Regions from separate parts of the Homo sapiens genome. Here region 1 is linked to region 2. The links are chromatin contacts, found by Hi-C or POLR2A ChIA-PET in ENCODE. All regions are on one chromosome and are shown on one strand. The core of a region is the stretch at or near the end of the contact, and the rest is flanking DNA. Distances in the headings are between cores, read along the strand shown.

The links. A loop is a pair of places that touch in the nucleus more often than their neighbours do. ChIA-PET counts read pairs that join two places held with the same protein, here RNA polymerase II (POLR2A).
Region 1: a loop to region 2 is called in a map of Caco-2, with 2.0 times the contacts of the local background. The contact joins the promoter of LINC02744 here to the enhancer-like site in region 2. A Hi-C loop is called at or near these places in 1 of 168 maps with a recorded cell type or tissue (Caco-2). POLR2A ChIA-PET finds 5 or more read pairs at or near these places in 2 of 52 experiments (H1 and SK-N-SH).

The regions. Positions count from the first base shown.
Region 1 is chr11:119,992,193-119,996,915 of GRCh38, forward strand. LINC02744 (long intergenic non-protein coding RNA 2744) reads right to left here and starts at 2,538. Exons shown (of 4, transcript NR_183635.1): 1 at 2,402-2,538.
Region 2 is chr11:119,778,061-119,783,175 of GRCh38, forward strand. No RefSeq gene overlaps it. Among named protein-coding and RNA genes, the nearest start is that of NECTIN1-DT, 51 kb to the left of the region's middle. Within about 2 kb of position 1,787, at least 4 of the 41 ENCODE cell types and tissues checked have a DNase peak (open chromatin) inside an H3K27ac peak, as active enhancers do.

The DNA.
Region 1 (4,723 bases), core at 1,288-3,787, 210 kb after region 2:
AAAGGAGAGCCCATCAGTGCAGCCAGAAGGGTTTAAGGTGCACTGGGGAAGGGAGAGAGGACTGAAGAGAGGAAGACGGGAAGTGGCTGACTGGCAGCTAGAAAGCAAGGAAGAGCCACAGGGCGGACACTGACATTGAATGGCCCAGGGACAGGAGCAGCTAGTGACATTCAAGAACCAGTGAGCTTCAGCTCAGTGCTGTGGCTTCAGCAGATTCCACGCAGATGAGCAATGAACCCGGGAAGCCCACATGAAGCCAATGAGGAGTTGGAAACAGACGGAATTGCCGTAGGGGGCACGTTGGGTTCCTCGGGATCATCAGGGTGGAAAGACCCTGAGAGAAGGTGGTCGTGGCCGAGGGCATCCCCGCTTGGCCTGTCTTGCTCACTCTCCCAGTGCCTGGCTCACCACCCTCGGCTGATGCGTTCTGTCAAATATTCCCCCTCCCACGGCAGATCAGGTTATGAACTCAGTCAATACTTGCATCAGCACTGGCTGGCTCTGTTTCACCAGGCACTGTGTTCCTGTCTCGTGGGCTTAGTGTCTCCCCATTCCCTCCTCCCTGGCGCTCAGCATGGTGGTGACCAGATCTGCAATTAGCTCCGTGGTTCCACGGCACACCTAGCAGCAGGCTGTCTGCGTGGCTAGCCTCCTCCCCACAGGGCCCTCTCTATGGGGCACCGTCGGTTCCAGGCTCCTTGGAGGCCAACACAGTGTGGGCTTCTCAACGTAAGGCCTCCCTGTGGCTCGGGCTGGGGCACAGCTGCTCAGCACTCACAAGTCTCCTGGTTCCCAGGTTAGACCCAAAGAGCCCACACAGGGGAGGGAGCCTTGATTGCTGCATAGTGGAAGGAGCCCACACAGCCTGCGCTCTGGTCTTCTCTCTGCCTGACTCTTGCCCTGGCCTTGGCCTCCCAGGTCCTGGGTTTCCTTATCTAGAAAGTACAGGGTGATAATCCTTGTCCTGCTCACCTCACAGGACACAGTAGAAAACTTGAATGAGAACGCAGATGTGAAATACTCCCTCAGGTACCAGATATACCCAATGATTTGTTTCATATGGACACACTTTGCCTGGCTTCTTATTCAAATGGCACCACACAGGAGTTCCTTCCAGGCCCAGAATGACCCTGGATGCTTTGTGAGAGGCACCCTCTGACCTGGGGGCATTTATGGGGCAGGGTGGGGGAGAGCAAAGTCGCACTGTATCACAAACACAAAGAAATGTGTGAAATTGCTCTGAGGGTGGAGTTTGATGGCCCTAGTTTGGAAAAACAGATGCTCCAGTTCTGCAGTGAGTCCCCAGGATTGCAGGCACCAGGCCCCTGGTTGGAGGTTGGTGTCACAGCCAGGGGTGTAAGATGTAAAGACAGCCAGCGGGGGCTGGTAATGTGCTCAGTGTCCTTGGCCCTATTGGGCATAAGGTCGGAGAACAGGGTCCTTCTGTCTCTCCTCATGCCCTCAGATGATTGGGGCTAGCACCCTTATAGTCTATAGGTATCCTCAAGCCAGGGCCACAGTTCCAACCAGGAACACCCAGGTGGAGCCCCACCTGGTGCTTTGCAGGTGAGGCCAGCTCTCACACCTGGGAAAGGCGACGTGAGAGCTCAGTGTTCTGGCACACCCCTGACACCACCACCTGAACAAGTCTGGATATGCAAATGATCTCCTTCCTTCATGGTTTTGTCCTATTCTAATCCATAGCTCAGCCCTGGCTAATCAGCAGGAACCACTGCCCCCCTGTGGGGGCAGGGACAAGGCAGGTGTTCTGAGCTTGGGAGCCAGGGCCAGGGCAGGGCTCTGACGTTGGGAAGGGATGCCAGCCAAGGGGGTTCATGCCAATGGAACTTTGCAGAGGCAAGTCTTCGCAGGGCTATTTGCTCAAGAGCCTGGAACAAGCAGTCCCAGCCTCCTCCCCAACTCAAACCCAGGAAAGAGCTCCCTTGGGATTTCTAACCAATCCCCAACCTTTGTCCCTTCTAGGGACCTGGAGCCCAGGGCAAAGCAATGGCCAGGGAGCAGAGCGTCATACAGCACCCTCACAGCTGATGTCCCCATGGTGGCAAAGGCAGCCTCCATGGCTTCCATTTAACCTCTCTGGACCCTCAGCCCTAGCTATGGCCAAGGAATCTGCTTTTCCAATATTGCAAGGAGAAGGCAGCAGGGTTTGTGAAGATGCTGTTTTCCCACACTTAACCCCCAGAATCAGAATGGGCCCATGGCAAAAGTGGGGACAGAAACGTGGGAGTCATAGCCACACCAATGCTGGCAGGATCTTTTGGCTCATTCATGCACACCCACCATGTGCCCAAGAGCCCACGGCTGGCGGGGACAGGGCCAGACCCCAAAGAGAGCCCAGCATGTCTCTGGCCTTCTCCCCAGTGGAGGCCCCTCTTCCTACCTCTCCCTCGGGGTTCTGGGATGAGATCTACAAAGACTGAGGGGTCGAGGGCTAAGACAGACTCTCGACATGACTCTCAGAGGAGTGGAAAGCTCCTCTCCCATTCCTCCAAAACTGGTGACTGCGGCAAGACTAGCAGAGGAGCCAGCTGGAGCTGCCCAAGTCATACTCCCATTGCGTTGTGATGTCACAGAGGCCCGAGGAAACGCTGGCCTCCAGTCAGAACTAATCTGCTACTTAGAGCCTATAACCTTGCACAAGTTACAGAATCTCTCTAACCCTCAGTTTCCTTACCTGGAAAATGGGCATGCTATATCTACTACTCAGATTCATTGTGAGAACAAACAATAGCCCACATATAGAGCATGCAGCAAGGTGTGTGGCTCTTTATAGGCACCCACCACTGTTCTCTTTTCCTCTTTACTCCTCTCCTTTCCCTTTCTGGACTTCAGTCCAGAAATGCTCTCTATTGTGTCTATGACCACTATGTCCAATCACCAAGTCACTTTCAATATGTCTAGTGACACGATGGAGCAACACGCACACTCTGCACAACACTTCTTCACCATGTATACTCGCAAAGATGCACCAGGCATGCTGACTCTGCATCACAAAACAGAATTCCAGCCCTGGGTGACACGTGCCCTATGAATATAGTATTCATAGGTTTTCAGAAACAGTTCTGATCTATGCCTATTTGACATCCAAACTGTGACATTTTTAGAATGAAAATGTTGCCAGGACAACAAGTATAAACTAGGAATGTCCTGGAAATCCTATGAATACTCATTAGGACCTCGATCTCTTAGGGTAAAGAAGGCTTCTGTCTCTACACTCCTACCTGGGATGTTTACAGTCCTTGGGCCTCTGCTCTGGGAAGACTCCTGAGCCACCAGGCCAGGTTCCCTGCTCCAACTTGGATCAACCCAACGCCTAATGCTTCCTTCCCTCTTTACAAGGGACTGCTGCCTCCACTTCACCTATTTGCTTCTCTGTCTCTCACACTCACCACGAGCAACCTGAGGATGGGGGTCCCCATACCTAACACTGCCTGGCTTATAGTAGATGCTCAAAAATGTGCATATGAGCCGAGATCATGCCACTGCCCTGCAGCCTGGGTGACAGAGCAAGACTTTGTCTCAAAAAAGAAAAAAACTGTGCATGGGGAGAAAAAACAGATAAATGCCCCACTTAGGAGAGGAAAACTAGGCAGAGAGTAGGGGGTTAATGCAGCTCCTGGTGGAAGCTGGAAGAAGTCAGCCCAGCTAAAAGAAGAGGGCTGTTGTTTGCTACCAGGCAAGCCAGAGCAGGCTTCTTCTGCCCCCTCCACTCCATCCCCCATGCACACGTGTCTGCAAATGGCACCTGGTGGTTGGCCAGGGAGATGACATCTTCATGCCCACAGGTGACGGGCCGAGAGGACAGTTAGTGCTTTGTTGAAAAGCTTTCAGAGTCGGAGTCTCTGCTCTCAGAAGTAGGAAGACAATTCAGAACCCTGCTGTGGCCTCTCCCTTCTTCCCCTCTCTGGCTAGCCCCCTCTCAAGACAGGGACCACCCCAGCCATGGCATCCAGAGTGGGTTCCCTGTGCACTCAAGCCAGTTGCCTGGGTGCCATCACTTGTCACTTGACAATAGAGAAGGATGTTTCTCTATTTTCCAGCTCAGATGAGCTTTCGAAGATGCTATCTGGCTGTGATATAAATCCATTGAGAAAGCCCTGGAGGGAGCCCCTGCAAAGCCCTAAATTGGACACTAAAAACAGATAAAAGCCAATGGTTTAAAGGCTTTACGTGAGCTCCATTTGGGGGAAGAAATGAAAACAGGGATTTAGTTTGTCCTCTCCCACCAACACACTTTGGGCAGCTGTGGCCTGAGATTTTAGATATTTGGTGTCCCTGATGCATGGACCTGAGTGGCTGATGAGCCAGCACTAACGGGGAGAGCCTAGAGCTAAGACAGCCCCGAAGGGGCCCTGCTCTCCTTCCCTCTCCCCCACCACCATCCTGCAACCCTGCCCTGATGGCCAAGTGCAGGACTCAGCACTTGAACGACTGAAGGAATAAATCCCAGCCCTGCCCAGCCCAACAGCAACTCCAGGGTTACCCAGGCCCATGTTAGTGGCATTTCCTTAGGGTGAGCAGGTCAAGCCCTCCTTGCTGCTTCTGCAATCCAAGGCCCTGGTTTCCCTCGACTCAGTTGGTGGGGTGGCACGTTAACCAACAGGACATTGTGGCTGCCTGGACATTGCGGCTGCCTGGACATTGCCTTCATACTTCTCTTTCTTGGCCAGTGCCCTGCAGCCAGAAAACTTGGTATTTGGGA
Region 2 (5,115 bases), core at 537-3,036:
GCCCTCACTTAGCCCAGCCATCTGCAGTGCTAGGTGTGCAGCTCAGCCTTCAGCAGGCTGTGGGGCCCGAGGCTGTCAGACAGCGGATTCTCATCCCGCCTTCAGAGGTGCTGAGGAAACACGAGATGCACCACCCACCCACGCCACGGTGACATATGTGGCTCTTCCACATGCCAGCCTTGGGATTCTCTAGTCTGGACACCCTGGGTGTGGGTACCGATATAGTGACTTCCCTACCTTCCAAGTGGAAGGATCTGGTGCCTGTAGGGTAGCCAGAAGACAAGCAGGGTGAACTGGAGTTTTCTTCTGCCACTGGCTTCAGGATCACAGGCTCAACTTGACCTCAGCGGGGAAGGCAATAGCGGGCTTGTCATGCTCAGCAGGGAGACTTCCAGCTGCTGAACATCTGCAGGGCCCACCAGATACAGAGCACATTTGTGCAGGGCATGTCCTTAAGAAGACCCTGACTTGGCACGGTTGTGGCCAGGGGAGTGACGCCAGGGGATGAAAGGAATGACCTCTCAAGGCGCCTCCTCACATGAGGTGCTCAGGTGGTGCCCGGGCAGATTCACACCTGAATCTGTCTTGCCGGGGGAGTAGAAAGGTTCTGGGACAGACAGGGACACATGCTTCCCAAGATAGCACATCTGTCGTCTGAGCACCGTTCTGAGGCAGGTCGACACAGATTTATGCTGGTACACAAATTCAATAAACACCACCAGCCTCCTCCTTCCTGCAGGCAGCCTGCCTGGGAGGCTGAGGGCTCCACTGGGGTGAATTGGGACCCTGAGGCCTCTGTGGGAAGGGCACTTGAAGGATCCAGGTTCCAAGGGTAGGATCAAAAAAGCTGATGTGGCTCCTGCCTTCAGAAGTCCTGTGCGTGCCTCCGAGCAGGCCCAGATCTGGCTGGGTCACCTTGTGCCCTGTCTGCTCTACTGTAGCTCCAGCGCTTGTAAAATGAGGCTCGGCATTTCCAGTCCCTTCCTCTGTGGTCACTCAGTGTCCTGGAGTGATCCCTACCCATTTTCTTGTCCTCTTTTCACCCCACAGAGCCCTCTCAGCTCCTGGAAGGGCTGGGTGATGAAGACAGAACCATCCCATCCCGTCCCTCCTCTGGAGATTGTCCAGGGGCTCCTGCTCTGGAAGGGGGCAGTGAGGGCAGACCCCCTTGCAGGCCCAAGCTCTGCCCATCACTGGACGTTCTCTGTTGTGGGCTGGTGGGGTGGGCTGTGAGCAGGCCTCAGAAGTATCTGTCACCCTGCACTCAGCTTGCTGTTGGCGCAGAGAATCGGTCATGTCTGTGCTGCACTTCAGCCTTGTCATTTTACAGATAACATGATGGAGGCCAGAGAGGGAAAGTGACTTGCCTGAGGCCCCAGAGCTGTCACAGAGTGGCAGAAATGGCTCAAAACCCGGGCCTCCTGGGTCTTAGCGTGATAAGCTTGCTGGTGTCCTGGGACGCTGACTGTGCCTTCCTGCCCCGGGAGGGACATAGTTCTGGCAGGGGCACTCAGGGCAGCTCTGCTTCCCACCAGAACAGGGAAGTGGGGTCTCACTCTATCCAGCCCCCGCCGCACTCCATCCTGACATCACTGGCCTGTGCTCCCTCCCCCTCTCACCCGAGGCACCCGAGCTCTGGAGTTGACTATCTCAGAGAGGTCTGCGGGGAAAGGGTGGGTGTGCATTGCAAGGGGTGGGAACTCTGGCAGTGTAAAGGGCAGGGGTAGAAGCAGTGCCAGGGCATCAGGGCTATGGAAGCCCAGCATGCTATGCAGAGGCTGCTCCCCCAAGTCCCCTCCAGACTCCAGGGCCAAGAGCTTCAGATGCCACAGCTGCTGCCCTGCCGGGTGCCCCTCGCCTGCCACCACTGATTGCAGTATGTGCCGTTCCATTTTTAACAGTCCTGCCCGGCCCCGACTGCCTGAGCCGATCCAGAGGCGGGCCCTGCTCTTGATTGCGGCACTAAAAATACCGGCGAAGCCTCTGATGAGAGCAGGGGCTTGGTCTCCCCTTTGCCTGCACATCAGCTCTTTGCTGCCTCCCTGCAGAGTGGCATGGGGGGACCCTGGAGGCAGGGGCTGGGGGGCAAGGAAGCTCCATTACTCCCATGACCTTTGCAAGCATCTAGATAAAAAGCAGAATGGCTATCCCGATATTTGGAGACATGGCATCTGGGGCCTTTCTGAATGTTGGGATTCCCAGGTGTTTTGTGTTGGGTAGACACAGTCTCATGGTGTTTTGAGACTCCATGTGTGTGGTTTCCTGAGTCTGTGCTGGGGAGGGAAAGCTGGAAACTTTTCCAGGCCTCCAAGCTTTTTCCTCCTCCTCACTTCTCATTTCTGGTCAGTGGCCAAAATCTGAGGGTTCCACCTCCCGCATAATCCCTCCCACCTACTGCCTCCTTTCCAGTCCTGCTGCCTCCGCCTGGCTCTGACCTCTGGCTGAGCTTTCCCCTAGCTGCTAGGAGCCCCTCCAATTGCCCATACCTGTGCATGTCACCTGCTGCTGTCAGGATGATTTTCTAAAGCCCAGCTCCCATCAGCCACTGCTCCAGTCCAAAACCTAACCCCTTGGCCCAGCATATAAGACCCTCTATGATCTGAACTTGACAGATTGCTCTAGTCTGATTTCTTTTCTCTCTCTTTCCTTTTTCCTTCCTTCCTTCCCTCCCTCCCTTTCTTTTTCTTTCTTTGTTTTCTTTCTTTCATCTTTCTTTCCTTTTTCTTTCCTTTCTTTTTCTCTCTTTTTCTTTTCTCTTTCTTTTTCTTTCATCTTTCTTTCCTTTCTTTCTTTCCTTTTTCTTTTTCTCTTTTTCTTCTTTCTTTTCTTTCTTTCTTTTCTTTCTTTCTTTCTTTCTTTCTTTTCTTTCTTTCTTACAGGGTCTCTCTCTCTCTTTCTTTCTGACAGGGTCTCACTCTGTCACCCCAGCTGGAGTTCCTTAAAACTCATTGAGTGACCTCCCTGGGCCGGTTGGAAACAAGCTGTTCTCCCCGCGGGTGTCCAGGCCCTTGCCAAGGTATCTCAGGTTTGCCATCACTGGGCATGGGGGTGCTTCAAGGGAATGGGACCCAGGATCCACCCCTTGTTGGATTAACATGTTCACAGAAAGGGAGATGAGTGAATCTTACCAGATGGGGCTGCCTGGTCTGGGGATAGTTGCTCGTCTGACCCAGGCATGGTGTTTGGGAAGCCGCTGGACAATATTCTACTATGTAAGCACTCCACTCCCCAGCCCTCCCCTCCCCACCTGCGAGCACGGACCCTAGAATGCCAGAGCTGCCAAGGCAGCTCCCTCTTGTTGACATATGAGAAAGTGAGGCCCAGAGGGGAAAGGGGATTTTCCTTTCTTTCTTTCTTTTTTTTTGGAGTCTCACTCTGTCACCCAGGCTAGATTGCAGTGGCACAATCTCGGCTCATTGCAACCTCTGCCTCCTGGGTTCAAGCGATTCTCCTACCTCAGCCTCCCAATTAGCTGGGATTACAGGCGTGCGCCACCACACCCAGCTAATTTTTTTATTTTTAGTAGAGATGGGGTTTTGCCATGTTGGCCAGGCTAGTCTCGAACTCCTGACATCAGGTGATCTGCCCCCCCTTGGCCTCCCAAAGTGCTGGGATTACAGGCGTGAGGGGGCTAGAAAGGGGATTTTCTGAGTCAAAGAACTAGAGCTACAGCGAAGGCCTCCCAGGTGCTTGTGAAGTGGATCTCCCAGCCCCACCCTCCACCATGGCCTCCTGCCTCCTTCATTCCCTTATCTAGAATCTCCTTCTCTCCCACTGAAATCCTGCCCATTCCTTAAGGGTTTGTCTGTCCCGTGAGCTACTAAAGCCCCTTTCTGTGTATCCTTTGGTAAGGGCTCTCCACTTCCCATCTCCCCTGCTGGACTGTGAGCTCCTGAGGACAGGGACTGCATTGGTTTCAAGTGTGTAACCAGTTCAGTGTCTCCATGCATGTTTCCAGGGCTGCGTGCATGTTTCTGGAAGGAATCAATGAATGATCCAAAAGTCTGTTCCACTGAACTTGCATTTGATGGCGGGTGTGGTTCCTCCTGTAGGAATTCACCCCACTTTAAGACCAGATGATGCAAACGCAGGCAGTAAGAGCCGCGGATGCCTCCCATCCCCTTCCACTGGCTGTTAGCATCGCTGCCCGGACACTGCAAACACCAGCCCATAGAGGGCTGCCCTTTCTGTGAACGTGTTGTCTTTCCTGCTCACCTCTGCCCCGAGGGACGGGGAGGGTAATTATCTGCCGTGGTGTCAGAACTTTTATTTCTTGCTGCTGCTGGGCTTCCGCCACAGGGAGAGTAAGACGGAACAGAGATACCAGAAGAAAACATCAGCACGACAGTTAAGTGCCACATTTTATTTCTTTGGATTCGCTGGGTGTAAAGAGTATGTGTATGAATGTAGCACTTTTAGCAGAAGGTCCTCCCTGGTGGTGTTGAGAAGAGGCCGTGGTTCCTGCCATCTCTTCTGCCTCCTTCAGGTCTTAGGCGGGGAGGGTCTGGCAGCCTGGAGAGAGCAGCAGAAGCCCTCTTAAGCTTGCTGAAGGCCTGGGGGATTTATCAGAAGGATGCGGGAGTGCCTTGTGGGACCCACAGCCAGAAAAACATCCAGGTCTCAGGGGAGCTGAGAGGCTCCCAAACCCAGTGAGCTGCCTTCCCTCGCTATTTTCCCTCTCCGAGGCCACATTGGGTCTCGTCCCTGCTGCTCCCTCTGCTCCATTTTCCTGCCGTGCTCTGCAGATCTGCTTTCTTTGCTTACTCATCAACACACGGTCCTAAAATAGCTGCATGGGCCTCCCCCGGTCTACCCTGGCTGCCTGATCTCAGCTTCGGGCCTAGCCACAGACTGACTCCCCAGCCCTGAGCCCCTTAGTTCTAAGATCTTAAGACAGAGTATCTGATTGGCTGTTGGTCACCAAGAGGCTGTCTCCTGCTGGAGCAGGTATCCATTGGTCCAATTGTCTGAAGCCAGCAGGCAGGGGCAGGTGGCCCTGGGGCTGCCTCCTTGGGATGGATTTGTTGGAAGGAGAGGCTAGGCAGGCAGGCCTCCCCTCTGCAGCTCTAGTGTCACCCAGGCCCACTAGGATCCAGTGAAAGACAGCATCTTACT